2 separate regions of the Homo sapiens genome follow, and region 1 is linked to region 2. A link is a loop called in an ENCODE intact Hi-C map of the cell type or tissue named here. Cell type or tissue: PC-9. All regions are shown on one strand. Links, peaks and the distances in the headings refer to the core of each region. The heading gives the core; the rest is flanking DNA.

The links. Peaks named below come from ENCODE experiments on the same cell type or tissue, not always from the same donor. Only the 100,000 strongest peaks of a DNase experiment are listed, where the experiment ranks them.
Region 1: a loop joins it to region 2, with 12 times the contacts of the local background. A loop is called at or near these places in 6 of 110 quality-filtered maps.

The regions. Positions count from the first base shown.
Region 1 is chr11:85,734,387-85,750,676 of GRCh38, forward strand. It overlaps SYTL2 (synaptotagmin like 2), which reads right to left. Exons shown (of 20, transcript NM_206927.4): 3 at 13,886-14,037; 4 at 11,251-11,386; 5 at 3,189-3,270; 6 at 2,115-2,229; 7 at 1-356. Among named protein-coding and RNA genes, the nearest start is that of CCDC89, 56 kb to the left of the region's middle. In PC-9, for the core only: no CTCF peak of the experiment used is centred there; DNase peaks (open chromatin) are centred at 6,845 and 8,735; H3K4me3 peaks cover 510 bases; H3K27ac peaks cover 4,075 bases.
Region 2 is chr11:85,837,073-85,853,362 of GRCh38, forward strand. It overlaps a transcript of SYTL2 not described here. Among named protein-coding and RNA genes, the nearest start is that of CCDC83, 10 kb to the right of the region's middle. In PC-9, for the core only: no CTCF peak of the experiment used is centred there; DNase peaks (open chromatin) are centred at 7,559 and 8,149; H3K4me3 peaks cover 368 bases; H3K27ac peaks cover 2,939 bases.

The DNA of each region.
Region 1 (16,290 bases), core at 6,540-11,539, 100 kb before region 2:
CTTCTCAGAAATTCTCTCATGGATGGTTAGGCCAGGTGACACAATTTTGCTTTTGGGTTCAAAGTTGTGATTATAACGAAGGGTTTCTGAGTCTGTGCTACTGGAACTGGAGTTGCGCTTGAGGATCCCTCTCGGAGCCCCTCTCGCTTTCAGGGAGTCTGTCCTTTGTCTAGGAAAAGACTGGTTATCATCTTTGTTTAAATCAGTTGATTTGTAGATCATCTTCCTGGCTTTGGGGATTGGAGCCTTGATTTGGGACCCATTTGAAAGGCCTGGCAAAGTCTGCTTTGATTTCTCTAACTTTTGGATTGAAGTATCTGCGACAGTTGACTTTTCTTTTGACTCTGACAATTCATCTGAAAATTAAAACACAGTAGGTGATATATCATATAGAGAGTAATATATAATTTAAAATACCTGTCATAAACTTAACCTACACTTAGTGAAACTATTAAAATATTAAAGACAGTAAAGTATGTGGCACAACTACAGGCCTAATGTGAAAAGCTTTTAAAAATTCATGCATTGGAGCACAGAGGACTTTTAGGGCACTGGAACTACTCTATGACACTACAATGGTGGCCGCACACTATTATACTTTTGTCTAAACCCATAGAATGTACACCATGAAGAGTGAACCCTGATGTAAACGATGTACTTTGGGTGATAGTGATGTCTCAATGTGGTTCATCACGTGTAACAAATGTACCATTCTCATGAGGAATGTTGATAATGAGGGAGGCTATGCCTGTGTGGGGAGAGGGTGTATATGGAAAACGTCTGTATCTTTTGCTCAATATTGTGAACCTAAAACTGCTCTAAAAAATAACGTCTATTCGAAAAATCATGTATAAACTTCATTGCACTGTACATTTAAGATTACTGTGCTTTATATAGTTTGTGATTATTTTACACCCAATACAGAAAGTTTTTTTAAGAATGAAAAGAAAATTTCTCAAAAGAGGCTTAAAGAAAAACATAGAAGTCACTTAAATTCACCTGCAGAAATCAGAAAAGGAAATTCAGTTTAAAAAAATAAAACCCCATTACCTAACACAAAATTTATTTTTGTCAGAAAGTTAAAAACAGGCCAAGCGCAGTGGCTCACACCTGTAATCCCAGCACTTTGGGAAGCCGAGGTGGGTGGATCACTTGAGTCCAGGAGTTTGAGACCAGCCTGGCCAAAAGGGTGAAACCTCATTTCTACTAAAAATACAAAAATTAGGCGGGTGTGGTAGAGCACGCCTGTAGTCCCAGCTACTCAGAAGGCTGAGGCACTAGAAGCCCCGGAACCCGGGAGGCGAAGGGTGCAGTGAGCCGAGATTGCACCACTGCACTCCAGCCTGGGCAATAGAGTGGGACTCCATGGCCAAAAAAAAAAAAGAAAAGTTAAAAACAAACATCTAACATGTTCCAGTGATTTTCTTCTACAAAATATTTTATGTAATCTAAAACGTGCCCAGTGGAAAGTATTTTAATATTCAGACAGGCTAATTGAAAACCCCAGCTCCACTGTTTTTTAATTTTCTACCCCTAACCACTCTTTAATGCTTGTGGAATCTTCTTCAAGTTGCTTTTGAAGAGATTGAAATGTTTAGCATTTCCTCTTAACAGTATATAAAAATGATAAAATTCCATAGCAGGCTGACTTACATCAATTGAGCCACAAACCTGATCAAACGCTTTTGGGCGGCTGGGCTGAGAATTACAGATTAGAGGATCATAACATTGTCAACAGGCTTTTTCTTCTTGAGGCAAGCCCTTTTAAACAGAACTTTGTGAACACACAGTAGGCATCTAATAAATACTGTTAAGTGGAAGACTGAATGTCTTGGGTCAAAAAATCTCCCAATTTACTGATGAGGGAATCCAAGACACAATGGAAGTCACGTAACAAGTCACAGCTCTGAGACTGGAATGCGTGAGCTATCAGTTTCTCAAATTTCTGCTTCCTCTCCCTCAGGAAGGAAACCAACAAGCACCGTAAAATAAGAAAACCATCAGGACTTTTCACTTTCTCTTGGAAGTTATTTGAGCAAAAGGAACTCTGAGAATTTCCCTTAGTCCACAGATAACAAAGATAAAAAAATCAAGTTCATAAAAATAATATTTACCCTCTTTTGAAGTCTGAAATAAACCAGTTCTTCCATTTTTTGACTGTTCATTTTTAGTTTGTTGTGATGAGTGACCTTCTGGCAACTTGGAGCTATTAAACGGATTCTTCCTCTGCTGGGGACAAATATTGTTTATTAAACTTATTTTAAATGTCATGACAGCAACTCAGTGTTGGCAAATGCCTATTATCTTCAATTTTGATAGTTTTATCCCATAAACTCCATTATTTGGCATGTTTGAAAAACAGTTGTCCTGATTAATCTGCTTAGCACAGAGTTACCATATATGCCATTTAAAAATTATATAAAATATATGCAAAGCCAGAGTCCTACAAAGTTAGCTCAGAATCAGACACTTAAATCAAAATCCCACATTTTACAGGTGAAAAAACTTGGCCCCGGATATAGCAAAGACCAGATCAAGGTCAAAGGAAACTTGGGTCTCTAATCAGGTCAGAGTCCCACCAGTGATTCTTCTACCATACCAGACTCTCAGTGTGCTAGATCACAAGTGTACAAAATACAACTGTAATTGACCTTTCCTAAAGATTTTGGAGACATTTTAGGTATCTTGAAGTGCTTCATAGTCATTATTATTATCATCAATTCTAATGATAAAAATGGTATCAATAGAGGTTTTAAAAATTAATATAGGAATCAATAACAATGTTTACTGTCTATAGTTTAATAAATTAGCAATTCTCTCCCAGAAGCAGATCTCTAACAGAGATTTAGGAAGCTATGCATAGGAATATAGGAATAAGGACTGACATGGAACTAACAAGCCTTATTCCATATGCTAAAAAGCAGCAGCACCAAATAGCTTCAGACTTTTTACCCTCTAGGGCAAGAAATCTGGGTCTTCAGCAATGCAATGACATGGTATCCATCCACTTTTTCCACCATGAGAGTGACTTCTTAAACTAGTGACTTCTTAAAATAGTGAAAATTACCTGTATTTGGTACCAAAAAACTGTACTACAAAATTCTCTTTATTTTGTGGTGCTTTGACACAATGAGGAAAAATGGCATTCCTAACAAATACAAGATTTTCAAAATCTGGGCTCAGTCTACCTTCTCTGGAGACACATTTGGTTTCCTTGTGTTTTCCTGGGACATATCAATCACACTGGAAGCTGGATTTACCACACTGGAACTGCAAAAGAAACAATAATTCAGAGAATAAAACCTCACCTTTTGAGGAATCATAAATTATGCCTCTGAAGTGGAAAGCTATCAGCAGGCTAGGAGAGGAAGCTGGTGCAGAAGAATAAGAAGGATTCTCTAGAGAATTATTCCCTATCCCAGGGACAGGACAGCACCAGAGTGAGAGTAAGGCAAGAGTGAGTGGAGACAAGTGAAGTGAGCAGGCTCCCTCCAGAACCACCACACCCTTGACTGTTGATTGAGAAGGGCAAAAGAGGGTCACGGAGGCCCTGGGTGGGGAGAGGAACAACCTGCTCAGACTTCCTGTTCCAGTGGTCTTGCCTCAGGCACAGGAGGTGAAGTTGCTATTGGCTGAAGCCTTCGTGTCCTGTTACCACCACCAGTTCTCTCAGTGGCATCACAGAGTCAGGAGCTTGGAAAACACCTTAGTTTGTGGAGGTAGGGGTAAGATTCCTGCTTTTCCCCATGAAGTAAGGAACCAAAGGCCTGGAGAGGAGGGGAATAATTTGCCCCCAAGGCCACAGAACCTCAACCAAGATTGTTGTCACTAAAACCATGGGCTAGATGTTCCTGCAGCCTCATTTCTTTTCTTTATCTCTGTACTTCAATTGCTATTTTTACACAATTACTCCCAAGAAAAGGCTGAGCTCTTGAAGAAGCCATTCTTCCTTTCATTACTTCCTTTCATTGTTCCAGAAAGGCATTATAGCAGATGAGCAGAAGGATATAAAATACAGCCTGATTACATAGAGGCGAGAAAGGGGGAAAATAGAGGATGGGAGGGAAAGGGGAGGGAACAGAATAGGAATGTATAATGGAGCCCGAATTAAGACTAATAGACACATTACAGGAGTCCTCCATTCCTGTAATAGGTGTGCACAAACTTGAATCAAGCTATCTAGAAACAGTGAAAAAAGAAACCTAGTCACTGATATAATTCAGTCTCTATATAATAAAAACAACCAATAGCTCAGAACCAGAAAGCAATTTCTCTTGAATGTCATTTTTAGAAGCCAGTGGGTGATATGAGGAACAACATCCCTATAGTCGATGCTATGCTCAGTTTCTCAGAGTGTTCTGCATAATCTTCCTTAGTAAATAAAGCAGTTACATAATCAGAAGACCTGAGCCAAGTGCTGATGGTTGGGGGTCTCTGTGGAACACCTGTCTTTTTCCACCATCTTTCTCCTTTCCCCTTCCCACTCACCAAGCCCAAAGGATAAGCAGAGTGTCTATATCCTTCTCCCTCTGCTCCCTGAAATTCCAGTTCCTGTGCCTCCAGGCCGCCAGCCTCAACAGCCCATATTGCAAATCATGTAGTCCCTACCTCCTAGAGATGAGGTCTCTCCCTTACTGAGCTGTACCTAGCTATGTATTTCATGTCTACTATGCAACCTCCTCTGTGTATACATATCTTACCTCGCATAGTAAAGTGGGAGATCCCTCAAGAGTATCTCAAACATCTTTATATCCCCTGCAGTGCCTTGCACAGTGCCTGGTACATAACTGGTGAATGGCTAAATAAACGAAGGCCAATTGAGCCAGTGCCAGGAGAAGCAGCAACAGATAGTAAGCAGGAGGCTGGCTTTTTTTTTTTTTTTTTTTTAATCCATGTTATTTGCAAAACTGCAGTGAGGCAGACTATTCAGGTATTAAACAAAATGTCTGTTTCCGCTATTCGGAAAGAAAAAGAGAGGAAGAAACAAAACAGTCAGAACACATAGTCAGACACTAAAATATTAGAAACACACAGGATTCATTCAGTTACCTTGTGGTTGGGATAGGGGCAAACTGGGATGAGGGGGGATACTCAGTTAAAGTTTACAGTCTGCTTAATAGGAAAAAATTAAAACAAGAGTCTTATTTCCTCAAATTTTGTCTGAAAATGCAGCTACTTCCTAGTAGCTTTGTTTCTCTCAAGGGATACTATAATGTTTTGCTTGTCTGTCTTTTATTGGGCAATCAGTACTGCAACCACCTTATTCTCAATTGATCCTTGCATCATCTCTATGTTATCTATCATTTTATCTATCATTCTCTCCATCTCACTTATGAAAAAACTGAGGTTCACAGAGGTTAAGTCACCTGCTTGATGTTACAAAATTGGCAAAAGAGCTGGGGATTTGAACCCAGGTGTGTCTGACTCCAAAGACAATCATGGTAATGGCTAGGCTATACTGCCTCTGGTTTCTTGCATTAAAGCAGTGGCTTGTGGCAAGAGGACTGGAGGCAAGTCTGGGTGATTCTTCCCTCCCAGAGACTCCCACATCTGTCTCTTCTACCTCTACTGACACCTCCTTTATTTGTGTCAACTCTATTGGCCTCACATTTGGCTTCCTGACTCCCAAGTTCCACTCTCCTAAACCATTCTACGTTCTACCACTACGCTGGAGTGGTCCAAAATGCAACTTTGGTGGTGTCTTTCTTCTGTTCATTACCTTTGCAGGATCCTCAAGGCCTGTGGAATGAAGTCTGAACTCCTTGGCAAGGTACTGGAGACCATCCACCATCTGCCCCAATATACTTCCCATTCTTCCTTTCTATTGACCTTTCATGCCAAACAAAATGGTCAATCTACTTACTGCCCCAGAAACTCACCTGACTCTGCTATTTCCACTTAACCTATTCCCAGTCCCTCCTTGTAAGTGTTCTTTTTGCTTTCTTTGTCTACCCAAATCGTCCCTATCCTCTTCATGCCCAGTCCAAATCTCACCTCTTATATCAACCTGGCTAGGAGTATGTCTCTCTTGCCTCAATTATTGCAGCACATTTTATTGGTACTTTGGATTAGGAATTTCCTTTCTTCCTGGCACTATTTGCTATCATGTGGTCATATCTTCATAAATCGGTGCATTATTTTTCCTAAGAGAATACAGAATAGAGCCAGATACTGTGTCTTCTGTTTCTTAGAATTCCTCTCAGAGGGTAGCAGACTGTGTCCTGAATATAAAAGATACTCCATACATTCCACATGATAAGATTTTTAAACTATGAAGCAAGCCAAATTCCATACCCTGTGTTCTGTAACCTTCCCTCAGGCACTCTTCAAAAAAGGAACTGCAACATTAGAAGCAGCACTCAGACAGAATTAGTTTACTTTGTTAAGAAGATTATTAAAATATTAGACTATGGTATTGGCATCAGGGTGCCCCTCCTAAAAGCATCTTCATTTTAATACAAGTCTTTGAAATCTTAAATAAAAAGAATAAATAACATCAGGAAGGGCCACTGGGGGAAGAGGTTTTACAGCCGTTTTAAAATTATACCACACAGGCAGCTGCCTGCTATACCCAGCCACAAGGTGCTTCTATGCACATGCAGTCATTTAAAAAAGGTTTTTAACGTTCACCAGCCTTTCTCTCTACAACAGTTAAAAATAGTAGCAGATATGCCTTTTTCTGAGGTTTTTTTTTTTTTCTTAGCTTAAATGTTGTTTATAGAACCAAATTCTACAAGTGTTGTTGACTTGTTTTTTGTTGTTTTGATCTCTCCCTTTGTACTGTGACTTCCTTGGGGGCTCAAGCTGTGTCTCATCCCCAGCACCCAGAACTGTGCTGGCATGTGTTGGCACTTAATGAAGCATGAACAAATGAGCAAACAAATGAAGAAACGGCTCAGGGATGGAGTGAGGGAAGCAAATTAGAAAATATCTTATCTGAAGCACCTCAAGTCAGTATTTCTTTAAGTAAAATATTACTTGTGAGTATACATAGTTCTCCAGTGTTCCCACTGTTCAGGCTACAGAGTTGTTGAACATGCATATAAAAGTATGAGGCATTTTTATGTCACAGTGAAACTATTCTTACTACAACTGATATGAGTAAATCTGAGCTCTTATAGAATTAAGAATTATTATTTTAAGAGTTCAATATAAATGACTTTGTAGGCCAGGCCTCCAAGAAATGAAATCTTCACATTACTAGATTTGCTATCAATCCTGGGAAAAAATATCAGATGCATTATCTCAGATTGGCTCATCTCTACCCTGCCTTTGGGAGCAAGCTAGGTACCTTACACTCATCTTAATACTAGGGGTAAACGCAATAGCTAATCCTTCTGGGAGAGGGAAATTAATATCTACGAAAGACTTTCAGGAAAAAGAGCATTGTGGGGGAAAACTAAGAGCTAAAGATGTGGCTTTAATTGATTGGTTCCTATTCAACAGACGGTAAGAAGGAGACTGGTGTCAGAAGCATCCCTAAGGCACAGGCAATGAAGCACAAAGACTTACCAAATAGTGTTTTAATTCTACCAAAAACAAAGTTAGGTGTAAATGCACAGTTTTTCTTGCAAGGAAATTTATCATTTTCTTGCGATTTTACAGGTAAGTGCCCAGAAGAAAACCTGCCAATGCCATGGACTGAAATACAACAGTGAAGGGTTGATCTTGTTCTCCCTGAACTCATTTGGGAGACATTCTCTAGAGATGTTTGATTACTAGCCATTACAAACCTCTGCAGCAGCCAAGCCTCCTTACAAGCCAAGGACAGGGCATGGCCACGCAGAGGTTTATTGGCTACCTCCTGCAGTCTAGTTCTCCATCTTGAATGCTCTTCTCTCATAGCTATGCAAATCTGAGAGGGCCCTCAAATTCTCCTCTATTTTTCTATAATTGCCAGGGCTTATGGGGACACTTCTGAAGTGACAGCTTCTTAGTAAAACCAGAACAGACCTAATTTGATAGTCAGGAAACATTATACCTCATTTACGGACAGGGTCCTGACCTTCATGGGATGAGTCTTCATTCTGTACTCCCCACCTTGGCTCAGCCATGTCCTGTGGATTACTGTGTACATATTCAAGAGTTATTTTCTGTTGTGGGGGGCACACAATGTGCTATCAGCATATGGTTCATGGACCAGTGCCCATCCATGCACTGTTTGCCACTGGTTCACAATGAGATAAGTACAGAAACGGAGGCTATGTGCTGAAGAACTATTTATAGCAAACATGATCGACGGGCTTATCTTTTGCATGCCACTGTTGTTTTCTGTATTTTATTTTTCTAGTATTTATTTTCATTATATTTTACATAAGATATCAATCTGTGATGATTAGAAATAAAAACTTTAAAATGAAACAAAACTAGTCCTTCACTACAAAGGGTTTATGAAGTGCTGGTCCAACCAACACTGCCCACCTGAAAAGTCTGTAACCAGAACTAGAAATGTGAGCATTCAGGGTTTTCCTTTTGCTACTCCAGAACAAGCCTTATTTTCTTCTCCTCTGCTCATAAACCTCTCTGCTTCCTTGTACTCCAGGTGCAAACAAAGGTGAGTTAAGAAAGAATGCAGTCAGCTGCCAATGCTTGACTACATGCTGGGTACCCACAGTGTTTTACTTCTTCATGTGTGGAACCCCACAGAATCGTGCCCACAACAGAAAGAAAGATGTTGCCACAGAGCCTATTAGCAAAACTCCAGAAACTACAATAACCAGCCTATCACCTTACACTCCCCAACTTCTGACTCCTGGCTAAGGAAATACTGACAGGTATTGAGTCATTCTATTAAAGTTCACTTAGTCTAAAAGTACAGGCCCCAAAATACACTTAACACACCCAGTTCACAAAGGTTAAAGTATAGGTAAGAAACATTGCAGGAACTTGATACTGAGTAAGGTAGTAGTTTCTAATATAGAAAGAAGGAAGTAAAAAATAGCTCATTCTAACTTTCTGGATAATTACCACCCATGGCATGTGTTATAGGACTGGCCTTTAATGAGCAAAGCATCCTGGATACGCCTAACATCTTTATTCTTGCCTTCTCAAACATACTTCATCCATGTAATAATAACAATTTTCATGCCACCGGAAAATGGCCAATTTTCTTTCTTCCTGAGAAATGCTGACTGATTCTCATACCTTGTTTCATTTAATCTCACAATGTCCTGGTGAGGAAATTCTGTTCTGATTTACAGATGAGACCTGAAAGACTTGCCTGAAGTCACACAAGGAATGCAGAAAATAACGGAGATGCTAATCTTGAATACTATGTTATTAGCCTCAAGTTGAGGAAGAGTGGGAGAATACCCACCAGCCCCACGGTTCATGAAGAAAAAGTTAGGCTATGAGGACAGTGGCACCTCTGACCCTCAGGCCCACTGAGATAGAATAAGTTCCTGGAAGAAGGATGGAAAGTCTGACCCAGATAAAATGGGGCAATGAGCTATTTGTCTCTGATGCTCCCAAATCATCTCCTTTCCCCTTCTGTGGCACCTGCTCCCTCCTCCCTCAGCTGGTCAGTGTTCTAGTGCTCCCCAGTCCCCATCAAAGCCAGCTCTTAAGAGCTTCTCTCAGCTTCTTGGTGGTAAATATAAATAACTATGTTCTCTCTCTTTGTGTTTCTTTAACATGACAATATTTTAGGTCTCATCTTTCTTTATGAAGGAAGGCCTTCATTCCATTAGAGAGATTATAGGCAGGTGGCAAGTGGGGAGTCACCCAGGGGGACAGAATAGTGTGTCCTTCACACTCCTTCCTGGTGTTCCTGAAATATCTTATATGTAGGCAAGAGCTCATGCTTCCATTTCTTGAGCACTTACTACGTGCTAATGGGCTGCACTGGGAATTCTATATTCACTGGCTAATTAACTTCTCAGTAATTCTGCTAGCAAACTATTAATATTATTGTTCCCATTTTAAAACTGAGGAAATAAAAGTCCAAGGAGTTAAGTCAGTACTACTGTAAGGTCACATTATCAATTAGTGACTACTATTAAGGTGTTTTATCCCCAGCAAAGATGGCCTCTACAGATATAAAAGAATATTACAAATAGTCCCAGAGGGGAAACAGTGCAGCCTGCCATTCATGGGAAACAGAATGATCCCCTTTCCAAATGGGAAATAGATAAATAAAGGGTACCCTTAGAGTACCCATAGAGTCAGTATTCCATTATCCACATGATATAACTTTACTCATATTTGACTTTAAAATACCTATTGGTACTTATATCATATACCCTCCCTGACACCTATAAACTATGCTAGAAATATCCCTGTTTCCAGGTGCCTCAGCCTTAGACCCTGATTCAGTGACATCCCACCAGTAAATTCATCAACTTCATCCCAATTGAAGACTCTGAATTGAACTAACTTAATTGAGGAGCTACAGGTAAAAGGCAACTGCCCCTCTCACTAAAGGGTAACAACTATGCCCTCAAGGAACAGACACCCATGAGAAGATCCTTAAATACCTAAAAACAAATCATTATGGCTCAAAAGGTTTATAGCAATGTAGGCCCACAATTGGCTGCATCTCAGCAAAGATGTACAAATGTACATTTTGATTGGTCAGATAACAACATGTAGGAAAAACACCAAAAAACCCCAAGACTATAATATTGAAGATAATCTATATCCTTAAGAGGCATTTACTGAGTATCTATCATGCCAGGTATTCTACATACCTTATCACTAATTCTTGCCATAGCTTTTCAGGTATATATTATTGTTCCTAGCTATAGTTAAGAATATAGACTCAGAAAGGTTAAATGTCTTGCCCATAGTCAAATGGCTAATAAATCGCAGATTCGGCAATTGAATTCACATCTATCTGGTTCTTGTGCTTGAGCTTCTTCCATTGCACTAGGCTGTTACAATCTGATCATAGTTTATCTTTTCCCTGAAATGACTTATTCCTTGATATTCAAATTGAAGTACCTCTTCATTCTACTCTAAGGAGAAATCCATGGGAGAAATAAAAACGGCTCTTGCTGGTACTGGAAGAAATCACCACTTAACATTTTTATTTTATTTAAGATATAGATTTGTTGGAAATTCTGGAAGCTGAGAAAGAGTACCACTTGGGCTTTATCTGCATCGGGGCCCAGAATTCTCTCATACACTGCCCCTTCCCCATGCCCATGACCCCAGTCTGGCATCTGTACTCATAGCCTGCCATTCTGCCCATGTGACACCCCAGGCCATGAAAGCCACATGCAGCAGCTCTCCCCAGAAGCTTTGCCTTACCTCGGGCTTGCTGGTGCTGCATCTTCTTCTGGCTCTTCTACAACGCCAGCCAGCTCTGGAGGAAGGAAAGCATCTTTGTTGACATTATTCACCCAGCTTTCCTTTGCCCCATTTTCTCTGTCTTTACTCTGCTCAGCTGAAACAGGAAACAGTAAAGACAGGAAGGTTATCTCTCACCTCCATGACCTACAACTCTCTTATCAGCTCTTATCACTGAAGCCTTGAACCTGAACCTCAGGCCTTCCCAGTGCCAAGGCAATCACTGGGTCTAAGTAGTTGATCAGAATTACATCTAAGAGAGAAGTCAGTAAATTCCCACGACATTAGATTTCCCCAAGCAGAGTCTCTTGAGAGAATGAGCATACCTTTAAATGTGAGAGTAACTCCAGAGACCATTAAAGCAAAATTCTGACTGCCTCTAGGTTAATCTGAACTGAGTTGGGGTCAGGTCTAAATGTGCATGGCCAGGGGATGCTCAGGGCAGGAAGTCCTCAGTGGGATAGAAGCACCATCATTACCAAGCATTTACTGAATAGCTACAATGTGTTCAAATATCTTGTATGTGCTCTAAGATACAAAGGGGAACAAATGATTATGGTCTAGGAATGTCTTCCTCTGCTGCCTTCTCCTCCTCCCCACAGTCTCTACAAATCCAAAACTACATATTCTTCAATCCCAGCTCAGGTGTCAGAGCCCCCATAAAACCTCTGTGCTCCTGCTTCAGAAAATAACCTCTTTTGCCTCTGAACATCCAGCACTCACTCTTTACCTGAACATCTCTGATAATTAGCAGCAACTGAATGATAACTAACTACCAGGCACTGTGCTGAGTTCTTTGCATGCATTATTCTATGAGAGCTATTTTCCAAGTACACAGATTTGAAAACTGAGGATCAAAAAGTTCAAGAAACTTGCCTAAGGCCACAGAGCCAGTAAGTGCCCAGAATACTTTCATCAATATTAGGATGAAGCAGTGCTGGAGCTTCCAGTTTCCAAATACCCATATTCCAGGAGAGTATCCCCCCACAGGTCCTGTTACATGTAAGCCTAGTTTCTTCAACTGCAAAATGGGGTCACCTGGTACTAACCAGTACCCTCAAGATTTCTGAAGGTCTGGGTGATTTTGAAAAGCAAGAGGGCTACAAACAATGCACTGTACGTACTAAGCAGTCAGTCCTTTTCTGCAAGGAGTATGGCACTAATTCAGAAATATTTTGAAATCCTGGCTCTGCCATTTGCCAATTACATAATCTCGGGCAAGTTACTTAACTTCTCTGAGCTTCATATGCCCCATGTATAGAATGGGGGAAATAATGCCTACCTCACAGGATTACTGCAACAATTAGAAATAATAGAAATTAAATGCCTATCCTATATCACATGCTCAAAAGATGATGGCTATTTTCCTTATTGAGTACAGGGTAGACCTTGACAAGGCTTTACATGGACTAAGCCAGAGTTAATTAGAGAGAAGGCAACCAGTAAGTATTTAATGAACTTGATAGAATTTTAAACAAGCCCTCAAAAGATTGCCTTTGCCAGGCATGGTGGCTTATGTCTATAATCGCAGCACTTTGGGAGGGTGAGGCAGGAAGATTGCTTGAGGCCAGTAGTTCGAGACCAGCCTGGCCAAAATAGTAAGACTCTATGTCTATTAAAAAAAAAAAAGACATAAAAATAATGCCATGATATAAGGAATACGCACTATCATAGTAACCTCCCTGGCCACAGAAACCATGCTACAAGCCCATCTGGGGTGGGATGCTGGCTGCCTTTGCCACTTTTAAATGGGCATTGTCATGATAGTATAAATCCCATCAATTCAGTAGATGGGTGGATAAGTAAAGATTTCCCCCCAAACCTTTAGGCAGAAGTGGGTTTTTGGTTGGTTGGCATTTTTATTTCCCCCCTCTTTTGACTTTCACTTTTAAATGTTACTATTGTAGGCCACAGGCATGACAGGCAATAAGCAGGTGAAGAACCAATGGAAAAGTGTTTTAAAACTCCTGTGTTAGCTAACAGGCTCTTGAATATATCACTGTGGTCCACAGAGAGGGCTGGAGTAGGTAGCAAGGAGATGCTGTGTCAGCTACTACAGCCTCAAAACAAAGTTGATGTCTGTCTGGACTTTAAACTTGTTCCTATACAGCTTAATTTATTTTTGTTTAATCAAATAAACAAGAAGGTTTTTCCATTAAAAAAATGTCTTTACGGTCTCTTAAATAATGTACTTGGTTAATTAAGAAAGTACTACCATATGTTAAGATCACTGAAAAGAGAGGCTGATATCTTTTTGTCTAAGCCCTTCATTTTACTCAGAAGATTCTGAATCTTCAGAGTTAAAAGCCAAAGAAGAGGTGGTAGATCCTTTACAGGCCCCAACTATCTATGCTACTATAATTCAACAGGGCACCTAAAGGGCTTCCTATGTTCCTCTACACCACACTGAGTCACTTAGCTCTGCCCTCATCCATCCAAATCCAAGGCAAGGGAAATTTAAACTAGAGGGCCACACATTATGAAAAGTGTACATCCAAATGATTTCCATCAGCAGATTTCTGACACCATTCCCTTCTCCCCGCTCCTCCTTCCCAAACGAATGCTTGTTGTAAATGCACTAGCCAAGTCAACTCACCTGCTATCTGGGGCCTCTTCTTTCTCATAGATGCTCTGATGATATCTGCGCCATGGATTTTGTCCCTGTGCCTTTTTGCCTTGGCTTCATAAAACCATTGGCCACTCATATTCTTCAGCTGCTGGTCATCCTTAATTTTTTCAGGCAAATGTCTACAAAAGGAAAAGATCTTTAGTTTGCTGAGAACCCACAGTAAATAAATGAGTTCATTATGACACCGCATAAAGACATGTGTAAACACACAGATAAAATGAAGCTTTAATATTTCAGATGATCCCAGAAACTTCCCAGATGACTAACAAGTGTATGTTCACCTTTGAAAAGTCAGAGAAGACAAGGCCAACATTTTTTCAAATAAAGGTTTAATCCACGATTCCCGTATGATGCCTGAAATTTCTCAAGAGCAGATTCACTTTTTGGCTGCATTCTTCAGTGTCTGCTGTTCAAATGCAAATACCCCAGGGAGGGATAATACGGTAGGCTTCCCTAAGCCTTGGTTTCCTTATCCGTAAAAAAGCATTAGTAATAGTAACCTTTGGACTTTAAAATTGGGGTTTCTTTGAGGTTTAACCGAGTGAATTCATTCAATAGCTCTCTGCACCTCCCTGGCACCTAATAAACACTGGATGGGGTAGTCATTAGCTCATCAGTCCTTTCCATTTTGGGTGATATGAGTTTATTAGAGACTTTCCTGGAAGCCTGTGGAGGAGGAGTGATGTCTCTGATGCTTATTGTTAGGGAAAGGCATCTTTAAAAGGCTGCTGGAATCAGGGAAGACCAAAATTGAGGAGGAGTGTGTACAGGCAAGTTCCATTTGTGCAGATCCTGCATTTAAGAGTTTCACAATTATTCATGCTTACTGAAAAGCTAAAACCTAAAGAACAAACAAGATAGTCTGCCCTCCTAAAACTTCCCTAAAAACTTTGTTCTAACTGACAAGTCTTAACCTCTCCATCTCTCTATCCATCTCAGTAAAATAAAAAAATCACAAAATCTCTCTTGTTTATAGAGATGTACTTAGAATAAAGTGGAATAAAAGCTGTAAGGGAACACTATACTCTTGGAAGATAATGTGCTAACATAAATCCAAGAGGGTTTTAAGATAGTCATACAAACTAATATGCACTCTTCCTCAATTAGCAAATCAAAGTGCTTCAGGCAGAGAATGTGAATGGGCCAAGGTGGTAGCAGCGCTGCATGTAAGGGTTGCACACAGGCATACCTGGGAGTGGGAAAAAGAGGGGGAGCAGTTATCCCAGGTCTAGCAAGAATGTCTCCTCTCTCCCAAGCGTGCCTGGAGAGTGTCCTTCCACCCAGAGTAAACTCTTACAGGAACTTCCTCTCTTTGTCATGACAGCCCCATCTATAAACCCTAACAGGGAGAGCATCATTGCTTCATAGTTCTCAGTCAGCAACGATATCATGGTTTTTATTAAATGTTCCTAATGGTTTGACACTGCTTTCAACACTGTTTTCAGCAGAGCAAACAACTGCTGGACTGTTGGTGAACCTTTGCCTTCTCCTCCCAAAAGGACCAAGTTTGAGTTCAATTCCAGAATGGAGAAGTTCTTCTACTTCTCCCTGGTGAGTTCCTGGGGGCAGGGTCTGTACTCAATACATCTTTGTTTAGTGTCTGGAAAATACGGGGTATTTATTCAGATCTTGCAGAGTGGAGGAATATCAGATGAGGCTCCTGACCACCTAAAAAGGCTTCAGGTTACCTTTTCAGATTCATTTTTCCAGCACTCACGCCCATACCCCACTTGCCAGCAGGCTCAGCTTCTTACAATTCTCCAGTGCTCTTCTGTGACCTCTGTAGATGACAGAGGCAGGAAGTTGTGGCAGAAAGACTCTGGGTTTTCAAGGCTCCCCAAATTACATCCAAATCTCAGTTCTGACCCTTCCTAGATGGGATCTTGGACAGTTTACCAAACTCCTCTAAGCTTTAGTCTCCTTGTTTTTAAGGATCAGGGAAAATAAGACCTACCCTCCAGGACTTCTGAGATGATTGAGATGTTTAACTGAAAGTACTTAGTACTGCCTAGATCTTGGTACAAGGCCAGTTAATGTGAAGTCTCATGGGATGTCTTTCCCTCACTTCTCTGTCCAGCCCGTTGCTCCTCATCCTTCAAATCCAGCTCAAACACTGCCTCACTGGGAAGCTTTCCCTAACTCAGGAGGGCACAGTTATTACAGTTTCTCCTTTTCCATTGCTCCCACAGCACCTCCACTTCAGTCCTTACTATATCATATTCCAGTGATCTGTTTGCACATCTGTTGTACTCACTAACCTGTGGTCTTTGCAAACTCCTTGAAAGTGAGGACTATGTCTTAACCACCTTTGTAATGCCAGCACCTAGCACGGAGCCTGGAACAGAGCTGATACCCAATAACTGTCTGTTGAG
Region 2 (16,290 bases), core at 5,239-10,238:
CAATCAATATGCATCCTTTTTCTAACATTCCATTTACAGAATCAGGCTCCAAATTCAGTCATCATTATATCCCACACTTATTTGTAATGCTCCTCTTAGAGACAGAATTGTATCCTCCCAAATTCATATGTTGAAGCCCTAACCCACAATGTGATTGTATTTTGAGGCAGGGCCTTCACGGAGGCAATTAAGGTAATGAAGGGTATAAGAGTGTGGCCCAATTCAGTAGAACTGCTATCTTCATAAGAAGAGGAAGACCTAGCAGCGATCTCTCTCTTTCTCCACGTGAACAGAAGAAAGGCAATGTGAGGACACAGTAAGGAGGCAGCCATCTGTAAGTCAGGAAGAAAGCCCTCCCCAAGTCAGGAAGAAAACCCAACCCTGATGGCACCTTAATCTGGACCACTTTCTACTGTTTATATCCAGTCTGTGGTATTTTGTTATGGCTGCCCTATCAGAAGAATATACTTCCCCCTATTTTTCCGAATACATCCTTTTTAAGTCAAAATGATGAGGCTGGGAAGCCATATGATGGAGCTACTCTCCTGATGATTGCTGACAACAGAATTAAGCCCTAGTGACAGCAGAACCAGGGTCTCTGGCTACTGCTATGACTCCAAATCTGATTTCTACCCTGGAGGAACACACATTATAATGACTAGTCCTCCCTCAGAATGGAGCCTCTTGATTATTTATAAGAGCATATGAAGAATAGGTGAATAATGATGGAGCACTTTACTTTCTGCAATCCCACAATGATATTAACCCTTCTGTAACTGGTCTTTTCCAAACCACGCTTTCTCAATCTCAGTACTGTTGAAATTCAGGCCAATTGTTGGGGGCATCCTGTACACTGCAGGATGGTTAGCAGCATCCCTGGCCTCTACCCACTAATTATACTCACAAATGTTATAGAACGTTTAAAAGCAAGTTTTTATTTATTTATGCCGGTAGCACCCCTTCCCCAGTCATGACAATTTAAAATGTCTTCAGGCATAGCCAGATGTCTCCGGGGGAACAAAATCACTCTGTTTAAGAACCACTGTTAAGCCTTTAGTGGTTCTGGGTTACTGTTATTAAAACCTGTCAACCTCTGACAAACCTGTGTCAAAAATAAGTGATAATGAAAAGTAATACTGTATTTCCCCCTCAAATATAAGCATTGGGACAAGAATTTGTGAAGAGAAAAAAATTCTTGTGATACCAGCAGGAAATATATTATTTCTTGGGAGATAGTATGTATCCATATTTTGCGTTACACAAAGGTATTTTCTCTGGAGATATAGATATGGATGTAGATATAGACATAGGTGTATGTATTAGGACGTTCTTGCTTTGCTATAAAGAAATGCCTGAGACTGGGTAATTTATAAAGAAAAGAGGTTGAATTGGCTTACAATGCTGCAGGCCTTACAGGAATCATGGTGCCAGCATCTGCTTGGCCTCTAGGGAAGCCTCAGGAAGCTTCCAAACCCAGCAGAAGGCAAATGGGAAGCAGGTATCTCACACGGTGAAAGCAGGAACAAGTGCGAGAGAGTGCCAGGGGAGGTGCCATGCACTTTTAAATAACCAGATCTCAAGAGAACTCACTATGGCAAAGACAGCACCAAGCCATGAGGGATTCACCCCCGTGACCCAAACACCTCCCACCAGGGCTCATCTCCAGCACTGGGGATTACAATTAAACATGAGATTTGGATGGGGATAAATATCCAAATTATATCAGCAAAGATATCTCCACATATATAATAGTCATATGAGTTTTCACATATCTATACACTCATGAAACCAACAGCACAATCAAGATGTAAAACATTTAAAAGCAAGTTTTTATTTGTTTATTTACTTATTTTTAGAGACAGGATCTCACTATGTTGCCAAGGCTGGCCTCAAATTCCTGGGCTCAAAGGATCCTCCTCATCCTCTAGAATACTAAGACTATAGATGCCCACCACTGTGTTGGGCCTTTTTAAATTTAAAAATTTAAGGGAAGCACAAAGTTTATTAGTTTCAGAGAAAGTCATATGATGTACATGGGGGATATTCATGAGTTATCCCATGAACATACAAAAATAAATGCCACTTTACCTCCTTTTTAAACTTAAACAGCTATAGGAACTTGCATTCTTGATTTTTTTCAAATGTACAATTAAGTTATTATTGACTGTAGTCACTCTGTTTTGCTATCAAATAGCAAGTCTTATTCACTCTTTCTAACTATGATGGAACACTTTACTGTCTGCTATCCCACAGTGATATTCACCCTTTCGTAACAGATCTTTTCCAAACCAGGCTTTCTCAATTTCACCATCCCCACCTCCCAGCAGCACATCTGAAGCCCATCTGAAGGATAGTTACCAGAGGATGGGAAGGGTATGGGGGATTGAGGGGAGGTGGGGATGGTTGAACTCTCATGAGTTCAATTGTTTTCATTTCTAGACCCCACAAATAAGTGAGAACATGGAATGTTTGTCTTTCTGTTCCTGGCTTATTTCACTTAACATAATGATATTCAGTTTCATCCATGTTGCTGCAAATGACTGAATCTCATTCGTGATTAAATAGTACTCCATTGTGTATATATGTTACATTCTCTTTATCCATTCATCTGCTGGTGGACACTTAGGTTGCTTCCAAATCTTAGCTATTGTAAACAGTGCTGCAGTAAACATAAGAGTGTACATATCTCGTCAATATACTGATTTCCTTTCTTTTGAGTATATACCCAGCAGTGGAATTGCTAGATCATATGGTAGCTCTATTTTTAGCTTTTTGAGGAACCTCCAAACTGTTCTCCATAGTGGTTGTACTAATTTACATTCCCACCAACAGTGTACAAGGATTCCCATTTCTCCACATCCTCGCCACTATTTGTTGTTGCCTGTCTTTTGGATATAAACCATTTTAACAGGGTGAGATGATGATATCTCATTATAGTTTTGATTTGCATTTCTCTGATGATCAATGATGTTGAGCACCTTTTTATATGCCTGTTTGCCATTTGTATGTCTTCTTTCAAGAAATGTCTATTCAAATCTTTTGCCCATTTCTTATCAGATTATTAGATTTTTTTTCCTATAGAGTCACCTGAGGTCCTTACATATTCTGGTTATTAATCCCTTGTCAGATGGGTAGTTTGCAAATATCTTCGCCCATATTGTAGATTATCTCTTCACTTTATTGATTGTATTCTTTGTTGCGCAAAAGCTTTTTAACTTGATGTGATCCCATTTGTCTGTCTTTGCTTTGCTTGCCTGTGCTTGTGGGGTATTACTCAAGAAAGCATTGCCCAGTCCAATGTTCTGGAGATTTTCCCCAATGTTTTCTTGTAGTAGTTTCATAGTTTGAGGGCTTGCACTCAACTGGGTATTGTCAAAAAATATCAGAGATCTGCTATCCAACTTCAAACTATACTACAGGGCTACCAAAACAGCATGGTACTGGTACAAAAACAGACAAACAGACCAATGGAACAGAATAGAGAGCTCAGAAATAAGGCCACACACCTACAAATACCTGTTCTGTAACAAAGGTGACAATAACCAACAATGGGGAAAAACTCCCTATTCAATAAGTGGTGCTGGGAAAACTGGCTAGCCATATGCAGATTGAAACTGGACCCCTTCCTAACATCAAAATTAACTCAAGATGGATTAAAAACTTAAATGTAAAACCCAAAACTATAAAAACCATGGAAGGCAACCCAGGCAATACCATTCTGGACATAGGCACAGGCAATGATTTCAAGATGAAGACACCAAAAGCAATTGCAATAAAACAAAAATTGAGCTTCTGCACAGCAAAAGAAACCATCAACAGAGTAAACAGACCAGCTAAGGAATGGGAGAAAATATTTTCAAACTATGCATCTGACAAAGGTTTAATATCCAGCATCTATAAGGAACTAACAAATTTACAAGCAAAAAACAACTCCATTAGAAAGTGGGCAAATGATATGAACAGACACTTCTCAAAAGAAGACAGACATGTGGCCAATAAACATGAAAAAAAGCTCAACATCACTGATCAGCAAATCAAAACCACAATGAGACATCATCTCACATCAGTCAGAATGGCTGTTACTAAAAAGTCAAAAAATAGATGCTAGTGAGGTTACAGAGAAAAAGGAATGATTATACAAGGTTGGTGGGAGTATACACTAGTTCAACCATTGTAGAAGACAGTGTGGCAATTCCTCAAAGACCTAAAAACAGAAATACCATTCAACCCAGCAAACCCATTACTGGGTATATACTCAAAGGAATATAATCGTCCTACTACAAAGACACATGCACGCATATGTTCGTTGCAGCACTATTCACAATGGCAAAGACATGGAATCAACCTAAATTACCATCAATGGTAGACTGGATAAAGAAAACGTGGCACACATACACCATGGAATACTATGCAGCCATAAGGAAGAATAAGATCTTGTCCTTTGCAGGGAAATGGATGGAGCTGGAGGCCATTATCCTTAGCAAACTAATGGAGGAACAGAAAACCAAATACCACATGTTCTCATTTATAAGTGGGAGCTAAATGATGAGAACACATGGACACATAAAGGGGAACAAGACACACTGGAGCCTATCAGAGTATGGAGGGTGGGAAGAGGGAGAGGATGAGGAAAAATAACTAACGGGTACTAGGCTTGGTACCTGGGTGACAGAATAATCTGTACAACAAATCCCCATGACACAAGTTTACCTATATAACAAACCTGCACATGTACCCCTGAACTTAAAATAAAAGTTAAATTTTAAAAAATCAAGTGATTTATGTGAATTCAGATGTCACAATAACATAGAGGTTTTATTACACAGGTGTAACTTATTTGTCAGGTACTACTTTCTGGCATTCTCACAGTATGGCATGCCTGGTTTACTTTCTGGAAAGAATAATCATTTATTCATTTATCCAAACATTCGCTAAATATCTCTGACCACCTTTTACATGTCAGGCCCTGTGCTAGGCAATGGTGGTATAATGGTGAAGCAGAGAGACATGGTCTACACCCTTACAGAGTTAAGAGATTAGCTTGAAAGACTGACACTGAATGAGTTCATTTCAAGGGTAAGGAGAGCTACAAAGGGGAGGTCAAGTGCATTCTGAAAGCTGTGGTCACTCCAGTGGCTGCCCATATCCCCTCAGCATTCACCAGGCAAACCCTTAGCTTCTTCCTGTAAGCACCTCAATACTCAGTCCTGAGTGAGGACTTCTCTGACCTGCAGTGGGTAGGGGCATGGTTAGCCCCTGTAGGCTATTGGGGCCGGGGAATCGATGCCCTCAGGACCATCCTCAACTGATGATAAATGAGAGTTAACCACCCAGCTTCCTCACCCTTTGGGTAAGACAATTCTGAGCGTATTTTCTCCTGTCTCCCAGGGTTCTCAGTGAAACCAAGCCCCAGTTACCCATCTCCCAATAACTTGTTTGTTAGCGTATCCTGATTGGCTTTTCTTCCTCCCTCATCTCCCCATTTTCCTACCATAGCTTTCTAAGACTCCCTCCCTAATAAACTACTTGCACTAAAACCCCCATATAAGGGTGTTTTTGGGGGAACCCAACTGGAGCATATAACAAGGGGACCTGACCTAGACCTGGGTGGGCCTGGATCTTGGAGGGCCTTATCAGCCATGTCAGAAACTCTTTCCTAAGAGATCTGTGGAAAGTCATTTATGGTCTTAAACAAGGGAATGGGTCTGTGGAAGAATGCGAAGACAGGAATGAATTCAGGATAGCTGGGTAGGAAGCCATCTCATCAGTCAACTCAGGAAAGATTGGGACCTGTACTAGGGAGGAGGCAGTGAAGAGAGAGCCTACCATAGTGCCTAGCTCATAGTAGCTGCTCAACAAATATCATCCAAAATACTTTTGGATGAAAATTAATGACTCGGTTAAATCTACTGTAGAATGTGTTCAGTTCCAGCTGTGGCCAATGGAATCTGTCAATAGACTGCTGAAACTTGAAGCTTGTTTAGATCTGGAGGTGAGGAAAATTAAAGAGTCTAAAATGGGCCAGGCATGGTGGCTCATGCCTATAATCCCAGCACTTTGGGAGGCCGAGGCGGGCAGATCACTCGAGGTCTGGAGTTCAAGACCAGCCTGGCCAACATGGTGAAACCCTGTCTGTAATAAAAACACAAATTGGGTGTGCTGACACACTCTTGAAATCCCAGTTACTTGGGAGGCTGAGGCAGAAGAATTACTCGAACCTGGGAGGCAGAGGTTGCAGTGAGCCAAGATCATGCCACTGCACTCCAGCCTGGGTGACAGAGCAAGATTCTGTCTCAAAAATAAAAATAAAATAAAAAATAACAGTCTAGAATGACTCCTAATCTTCAGGTTTGAAAAGCTAAGTGGAGGCTGGTGTCATTTACTAAATACGGAACATAGCCTTGAGGAGGAGGGGCAAATTGGAGGGGGTGGAAGATAATGAGTTTGGGGCATGGTGCGACTGTGAGCCATCTAACTGATGCTGAGTGTGTGTGTGCAGGCTTGGAGCTGGGTCCAAGATGCATATTTGGGTCCCATCAAATTTAGACACTAACTAGGTGGAGAAAGCCCTCTCTGGTTACATGGGAAATGTGACACAGAAAAGTTTCACATTCTCCTACTTTCCAGCATTCTCACATAACAGTTAAAAGGCTACAAGGAAGAATTAACATTTATTGAGAACCTACTATGTGCCAGGAATTGTACCCAGTAATCTTCAGAACAGCCCTGAGAAGTATGCAATATTATGTCCATTTTATAGATAAGGAAATTGAGACACAGAAAGGTAGAGTAACTCATCCAAGGTCACACAACTAGTAAGCAGCTTCAGAACCCTGAACTGACCCCAAGTTCATGTTCTTAAACAAAATAAGCATCAACAAAGTGTGGTTACAGAAAGTATATCTCTCAGTCTCACCAGATGCCTCAGTGGGTAGTTCCCAAAGTCAGGGGCATTCGATAGAAGAAGGATTTTTCAATTTCAGGGTCAAAGAATATTCTTCTCTGCAATACCCCTTTCAACTGTTGATGGCTTCACTTGGACAGCCTCCTCTCCAAGCAGTCCCCCTGTTGGTGACTCTATCGTGTAAGCCCTAGCTGAAGCCTCTCAATTTCTGTCTCAGTAAATTTGCCTTTTGTAGACATTTCATTTACATAGAATAAGAAAGTGGTCTTCTGGCAGTGGGTGTTCTTAGCTAGTGTGCTGTATAAAGGGTAAAATAGTATGTCCTCAAAACCATATGAAGCGTGTAGGGAGTAATTCACAACCTTATTATTCCCTTATTTAAAAATGGAGCACAGTACCTTGGGTTTGCTAATATTGGTACATATTCCTGAAAATGTCATTTTATTTTCCTTTCCATAAACACAGTTCTTAAAATATGGAAGTTAGAATGTATACTGCCTCATTCTCCAGATGTGAGGTAGTGTTACTCCACATATTCTCTGGTGGTGTGGTAATAGTAGTTTCATAGACTACTTCCTGGTGTGGAGGTGGGCATCTCACCTGAGTCATAGAAGACTTCAGAGATTAGGCAAGCTGATAACTTGAGCCAAAGAGATGAGGTCATTCTTTTTGCCAGTCACTGCAATCTTGCAAAGGGCAGAGCCTGAGACAAGCTCCTTGGACCAGAAACTGGAACCAAGTGAGTGACCCTTAGGCAAAAGAAAGATTGAAACTGTGGTCAGTGGAACTCATTCTGGAACCTGACCCTGTCCTGCCTGTTCCCAGCCTCCTCTACACTTGCCAGAGTGAACTTCTGTCATCATCACAGAGCCTGTAATCTTCTGTATGGCTCAGAGGACCCGCCATGATTTGTCCCTACTTGCTTCTCCAGCCTCCTGTCTCACTTCTCTCCTATCCCTGGGAGCCTATTATCCAACCATGGTAATCTCTTCTGCTCCATTAGAAACTCATCATTTTCGTTTTTACCTCTAGGGCTTTGTGTTTGCAATGCCCTCTGTCCCAGGCCCTCCCACTCAATGTTCCAGTCTTCCTGCACATTGTCAAGTTCCTGCTCATTGTCAAGTTTTAATTTAGATCTCAATTCCTCTGGAAAATTTTCCCTGACTCTCAAGACTGGATTAGGTTTTCCACAGCACCTTGCTTTTACCCCTTTTCTGGAAAGTATCCAACTGTTTTATAATTGCAGAATAACTTGATTGCTCATCACTTCCCCTAAAATGAGAACTCCTTCAGGCAGAGATAGAATCTGTCCAACATCTGACCTCATGAGTTACAACAAGCTACAACTGCCCAATGAAGTTGCTCCCAAATTCCTGATCCACAGAAACTGGGAGATAATAAATGATTATTATTGTCTTGAATTGCTAAATTTTGGAGTAATTTGTTGTGCAATAATAGACAACTAATACACTAACAAAACTAATTAGTTTAAAACAACAACCTGGGCTGGGTGCAGTGGCTCATGCCTGTAATCCCAACACTTTGGGAGACTGAGGCGGGAGGATCACTTGAGCCTAGGAGTTCAAGGTGAGCCTGGGCAACACAGAGAGACCTGGTCTCTACAAAAAAAAATTAAAAATAAATAAAATAGGCCAGGCGTGGTGGCTCACACCTGTAATCCCAGCACTTTGGGAGGCCGAGGTGGGCGGATCACGAGGTCAGGAGATCGAGACCATCCTGGCTAGCACAGTGAAACCTGGTCTCTACTAATACACACACACACACAAAAATTAGCCGGGCATGGTGGCAGGCACCTGTAGTCCCAGCTACTTGGGAGGCTGAGGCAGGAGAATGGCGTGAACCTGGGAGGTGGAGCTTGCAGTGAGCCAAGATCGTGCCACTGCACTCAGCCTGGGCAACAGAGCAAGACTCTGTCTCAAAAAAAAATAATAATAAAATAAATAAATAACATAAAACCACCACCACTTTATTACAGCTCACAGATCCTGTAGGTTAGTAATTGGTGATCTCTCGCTCCTGTGGCTTCAACTGAGATTAACTCAGCTATACTTAGAGGATGGATGGGCCAGCTGGGACAGTCCAAGATGACTTTGTTCACATGTCTGGCACTTTGTGGGTTATAAGGTGGGGTCAGCTAGAATGGTGGACCACAGTACCTATACTCAGCCTCTCCAGCATGGTTGTCTCATAGGAGATAGACTTCTTACATGGCAGCTGGCTTCCTCTAGAGCAAGTATCCCAAAAGAACCATGGGGAAGCTGCATGACTTTTTATAACCTAGCCTCAGAAGTAACACAGAGTCATTTCCATACTCTCTTGCTTACAGTAGTCATAAGACCACCAGATTCAAGGAGAGGGAACAGAGATGCCACCTCTTGAAGAGAGGAGTGTTAAAGAATATGAAACCTTTATTTATTTTGTTGTTGTTTCATTTCGTTTTGTTTTTTTGAGACAGAGTTTTGCTCTTGTTACCCAGGCTGGAGTACAATGGTGCAAATTCAGCTCACTGTACCCTCTGCTTCCAGGTCCAAGCGATTCTCCTGCCTCAACTTCCCAAGTAGCTGGGATTACAGGTGTGCACCACCACACCCAGCTAATTTTGAATTTTTAGTAGAGATGCAGTTTCACCATGTTGGTCAGGCTGGTCTCAAACTCCTGACCTTAGGTGATCCACGCACCTCAGCCTCCCAAAGTGCTGGGATTACAGAGGTGAGTCACCACGCCCAGGTTGAAACTATTTTTTTTTTTTTTTTTGAGATGGAGTCTCGCTGTCGCCCAGGCTGGAGTGTGCAGTGGCACAGTCTCGCCTCACTGCAACCTCCGCCTCTCGGGTTCAAGCGATTCTCCTACCTCAGCCTCCCAAGTAGCTGGGATTTACAGGCATGCACCACCACACCCAGCTAATTTTGTATTTTCAGTAGAGATGGGGTGTCACTATGTTGGTCAGGCTGGTCTCAAACTCCTGACCTCAGGTGATCCACCTGCCTCGGCCTCCCGAAGCGCTGAGATTACAGGCATGAGCCACCGTGCCCAGCCTGAAACCATTTTAAAAAAATTAACTTTGTTAAAGTACAATTTATATACAATAAAATGTACCCATTTTAAATATATAGTTCAATGGGTTTTAACAAATCTATACACCCTTGTAACCACCACCACAATCAAGATACAGAGCATTTCCTTTATTCCGGCAAGTACTCTCCTGCCCCCTTGCAGTCAATCCCACACCCCAGCCCCTGAGCTCAGGGCCATCACTGATCTGCTTCCAGGCTTTTCTAGAATTTCATATGATACAGCATATAGTTTTCACACTTGGCTTCTTCACTTAGCTCAATTCTTTTGAGACCCATCCAGGTTGTTGCATGTATCAATAGTTATTCCCCCCACCCTTTTTTTTTTCATTCCTAAGTGCTGGCAACATTCCTTTTTTTATTAAGTAGTATTACAAGCAGCTATGAACATTCATTTTCATTTGTCTTGAATAAATATCTAAGAGTGGGTTTGCTGGGTCATACAGTATATGTGTTTAACCTTATAAGAGACTGCTAAACTGTTTTCCAAAATGGTTGCACAATTTTGTTTTTCCATCAGGAATATATGAAAGTTCCAGTTACTCCACATCCTTGCCAACACATGGTATTGTCAGTCTTTTAGGGTTAGCCATTCCAGTAGGTGTGTAGTAGTATCTCACTGTGGTTTCAATTTGCATTTGCCTGATAACTAATGATATTGAGCATCTTTTCATGTGCCAATTGGCCATGAATATATCTATTTTTTGGAGCATCTATTCAAATCTTTTGGCATTTGTAATTAGTTGGTTTTTTTCCTATTGAGCTTGAGGAATTATTTATAAATTCTAGATCCCAGTCTTCTGGCAGGTATATGTATTGCAAACGTTTTCTTCCAGACTGTGGCTTGCCTTTTCATCTTCTTAAAACTAAAGAACAGCCTGGGCATGGTGGCTCACACCTATGATCCCAGCACTTTGGGAGGCTAAGGCGGGAGAATCGCCTCAGGTTGGGTGTTTGAGACCAGCCTAGGCAACAAGACAAGACCCCCATCTCTACAAAAAATAAAATAAAAAACTAAAAAATCAGTTGAGCATGGTGGCACGTGCCTGTGGTCCCAGCTACTTGGTAGGCTGAGGCAGGAGGATCACTTAAGCTTGAGAGTTTGAGGCTACAACGAGCCATTTCCATACTGCTGCATTCCAGCCTGGTGACAGAGCAAGACCCTGACTCAAAAAACAAACAAACCAAAAAAAGAAAAAAGAAAAAAAAAAAACCAAACCCTCAAGAGCAGATATTTTAAATTTAAATTTGATGAAGTTCAAGTTCTTTTTTTCTTTTTTGAATCATGTTTTTTGTGTCCTATATAACACTTGGCTGATGCAAAGTCAAAAAGATTTTTTGTCTTATTCTAGAAATTTTATAGTTTTCACCTTTATGATTCATTTTGAGTTAATTTTTTGTATGGTTTTTGGTCTGAGTGAAGCTTCATTTTTTTTTTCCAAATAGATATCCAATAGTTACAGTCACATTTGTTCAAAAGATTATGCTTTGCTTATCGAGTTACTTTTACAATTTTGTCTGAAGCAATTGATCCTATATGTACAAGTATGTTTCTTGATTTTTTGTTATATTCTATTGGTCTATATGTTTGTCCTTTTGTGTTCATATTTTAAAACTATAGCAAGCAGGCAGCAATTCATTGTTGCTAAATACTCTTGTGATGTCACATGCTAAAGCCCTCAGGCACAATTCAAATCATATAGTCCAGGTTCCTGGGATAAGAAACCCTGGCTCCAGCTTACTGTCCTGGGCTCCTCTTATATCTGAGAAAACAAAGAGATCATAAGAGTAATTTCAAACATTAATTAGGCAGACGAAGTAAGAAGGAAAAAAAAGACATGTGGTATCTTTTTGCCAGAATTCTGGTTATTTAAGTTAAACTTGGTTTGGAGAGACAAAGAAAAAAAAGTGAACTGCAGGTATGTGCCTCTGGCTTAAAGTGAAAAAATATGACCCTTATAAACAGTGAGACACCATCCCATTTTATAATACAATATTGCAACGTGACAATGGACGTTGGGTTAAAACAATCTCCTTCTTAAAGGTAGCATATACTTTCTTCCTCTTAAGAGAATATTTTCTTGTAAATTTGTTTGAGTTCATTGTAGATTCTGGATATTAGCCCTTTGTCAGATGAGTAGGTTGTGAAAATTTTCTCCCATTTTGGAGGCTGCCTGTTCACTCTGATGGTAGTTTCTTTTGCTGTGCAGAAGCTCTTTAGTTTAATTAGATCCCATTTGTCAATTTTGTCTTTTGTTGCCGTTGCTTTTGGTGTTTTGGACATGAAGTCCTTGCCCATGCCTGTGTCCTGAATGGTAATGCCTAGGTTTTCTTCTAGGGTTTTTATGGTTTTAGGTCTAACGTTTAAGTCTTTAATCCATCTTGAATTGATTTTTGTATAAGGTGTAAGGAAGGGATCAAGTTTCAGCTTTCTACATACGGCTAGCCAGTTTTCCCAGCACCATTAAATAGGGAATCCTTTCCCCATTGCTTGTTTTTCTCAGGTTTGTCAAAGATCAGATAGTTGTAGATATGCGGCGTTATTTCTGAGGGCTCTGTTCTGTTCCATTGATCTATATCTCTGTTTTGGTACCAGTACCATGCTGTTTTGGTTACTGTAGCCTTGTAGTATAGTTTGAAGTCAGGTAGGGTGATGCCTCCAGCTTTGTTCTTTTGGCTTAGGATTGACTTGGCGATGCGGGCTCTTTTTTGGTTCCATATGAACTTTAAAGTAGTTTTTTCCAATTCTGTGAAGAAAGTCATTGGTAGCTTGATGGGGATGGCATTGAATCTGTAAATTACCTTGGGCAGTATGGCCATTTTCACGATATTGATTCTTCCTACCCATGAGCATGGAATGTTCTCCCATTTGTTTGTATCCTCTTTTATTTCGTTGAGCAGTGGTTTGTAGTTCTCCTTGAAGAGGTCCTTCACATCCCTTGTAAGTTGGATTCCTAGGTATTTTATTCTCTTTGAAGCAATTGTGAATGGGAGTTCACTCACGATTTGGCTCTCTGTTTGTCTGTTGTTGGTGTATAAGAATGCTTGTGATTTTTGTACATTGATTTTGTATCCTGAGACTTTGCTGAAGTTGCTTATCAGCTTAAGGAGATTTTGGGCTGAGACAATGGGGTTTTCTAGATATACAATCATGTCGTCTGCAAACAGGGACAATTTGACTTCCTCTTTTCCTAATTGAATACCCTTTATTTCCTTCTCCTGCCTAATTGCCCTGGCCAGAACTTCCAACAAATTTACAAGAAAAAAACAAACAACCCCATCAAAAAGCGGGCAAAGGACATCAACACACACTTCTCAAAAGAAGACATTTATGCAGCCAAAAAACACATGAAAAAATGCTCATCATCACTGGCCATCAGAGAAATGCAAATCAAAACCACTATGAGATACCATCTCACACCAGTTAGAATGGCCATCATTAAAAAGTCAGGAAACAACAGGTGCTGGAGAGGATGTGGAGAAATAGGAACACTTTTACACTGTTGGTGGGACTGTAAACTAGTTCAACCATTGTGGAAGTCAGTGTGGCGATTCCTCAGGGATCTAGAACTAGAAATACCATTTGACCCAGCCATTCCATTACTGGGTATATACCCAAATGACTATAAATCATGCTGCTATAAAGACACATGCACACGTATGTTTATTGCGGCATTATTCACAATAGCAAAGACTTGGAACCAACCCAAATGTCCGACAATGATAGACTGGATTAAGAAAATGTGGCACATATACACCATGGAATACTATGCAGCCATAAAAAATGATGAGTTCATGTCCTTTGTAGGGACATGGATGAAATTGGAAATCATCATTCTCAGTAAACTATCGCAAGAACAAAAAACCAAACACCGCATATTCTCACTCACAGGTGGGAACTGAACAATGAGATCACATGGACACAGGAAGGGGAATATCACACTCTGGGGACTGTGGTGGGGTGGGGGGAGGGGGGAGGGATAGCATCGGGAGACATACCTAATGCTAGATGACGAGTTAGTGGGTGCAGCGCACCAGCATGGCACATGTATACATATGTATCTAACCTGCACCATGTGCACATGTACCCTAAAACTGAAAGTATAATAAAAAAAAAAGAGAATATTTTAGTTCATGATTATTTATTTTTGCAAAACATCTATTTAATTGTTTCAAGTTTGTGAGGAACAAAGTTATTGGACAGGAAGTTGTAGCAAAAATTTTCTATTTCTCAAAAGTAACTGCTGTAGGTAAAATGTCTGATTTACCAAAAGTTTGAACTGGTTCGCAAAGGCAGTAAGTTCATTCCTAGTTCGGGTCTTTACAAATTATTGTGAGATTTAATAATAATAAGACCCTGCAGTTGTTTCTGTTTAGCAATTGCTCATCTCAAACAGGTTCTTTGTGGTTTTTCCAAAAACAGACAGCATATTTGGCTTCTTCTACTATAGATACTTTCCTACGTCTATTTCTACATCATTCAACATGGCAAGGCTAACAGAAAATCAAGGTCAAATGAGGAAACTCAGCAAATGGTTTTTATCTGGCTTCACACTGACCACCAACTGGTAAACACTATAAGAAAAACTGTGCAGGATATAAATGATAGGTAAAAGTACATTTTTTCACTATGGGCCCAGGCTCTCATAATAGAAGCAGGCCTAAGATTTAAAACAAATGATGTGGGAATCAATTCAAAGTGCTGAAGAATCACAAATTGCTTTTCTATTTAACTAAAAAATCTCCATGCTTTAAAAATTTTCCGCTGGTAGCTTTTTCTCCTGAATTTGCACTCTTAATAATTTTATCCTATAATCCCATCTGATGATGTTATTTTAGGGAAAACCAGGTTAACAGAAGAACATTTATCAGATGTGTAGATCATAGCAAATTCCTGGCACTTAATAAACACAATACTGATAGACTAAAGGGAGGTTAAAATGAGGTGGAACACGTAAGTTATCTCTAACAATGATTAATTTTTGTATATTTTACTGATGAGAAAAACTCCTTTAACCAAAAGCTGCTTAATATTTTTATTAACTGCTTCAGTTCCCTTCAAGTTCTTAATACGTTATTAATATAACACAGCATGAATAAAAAATATGATAATCCATTTTTTAAAAAACAAATTCAAGAATGCCAAACAGGTGACTTACGAAGGGAGCAGGGAAGCCTAAAGGGGCCTCATTTCTGTCTTCCTGGGACAAAAGGATAAGTAATTGACTGAAATGTAACTACCAGGACATAGACGCTCCTAGGATGTAAAAGAAAGTTGTCTGCCTCCCCCTCCCCCTCTCCCTCTCCCCACGGTCTCCCTCTCCCTCTCTATCCACAGTCTCCCTCTGATACCCAGCGGAAGCTGGACTGTACTGCTGCCATCTCGGCTCACTGCAACCTCCCTGCCTGATTCTCCCGCCTCAGCCTGCCGAGTGCCTGCGGTTGCAGGCGCGCACCGCCACACCTGACTGGTTTTCGTATTTTTTTTGGTGGAGACGGGGTTTCACGTGTTGGCTGGGCTGATCTCCAGCTCCTAACCGCGAGTGATCTGCCAGCCTCGGCCTCCCGAGGTGCCGGGATTGCAGACGGAGTCTCGTTCACTCAGTGCTCAATGTTGCCCAGGCTGGAGTGCAGTGGCATGATCACGGCTAGCTATAACCTCCACCTCCCAGCCGCCTCCCTTGGCCTCCCAAAGTGCCAAGATTGCAGCCTCTGCCCGGCCGCCACCCCGTCTGGGAAGTGAGGAGTGTTTCTGCCTGGCCGCCCATCGTCTGGGATGTGAGGAGCCCCTCTGCCCGCCTGCCCAGTCTGGGAAGTCAGGAGCACCTCTGCCCGGCCGCGACCCCGTCTGGGAGGTGAGGAGCGTCTCTACCCGGCCGCCCCGTCTGAGAAGTGAGGAGCCCCTCCGCCCAGCAGCCGCCCCGTCTGAGAAGTGAGGAGCCCCTGCGCCCGGCAGCCACCCTGTCTGGGAAGTGAGGAGCGCCTCCGCCCGGCCGCCTCCCCGTCCGGGAGGTCGGGGGCGCCTCTGCCCGGCCGCCCCTTCTGGGAAGCGAGGAGCCCCTCTGCCCGGCCGCCACCCCGTCTGGGAGGCGTACCCAACAGCTCATTGAGAACAGGCCATGATGACAATGGCGGTTTTGTGGAATAGAAAAGGGGGAAATGTGGGGAAAAGATAGAGAAATCAGATTGTTGCCGTGTCTTGAGTAGAAAAAAGTAGACATAGGAGACTCCATTTTGTTCTGTACTAGGAAAGATTCTTCTGCCTTGGGATGCTGTTGATCTATGACCTTGCCC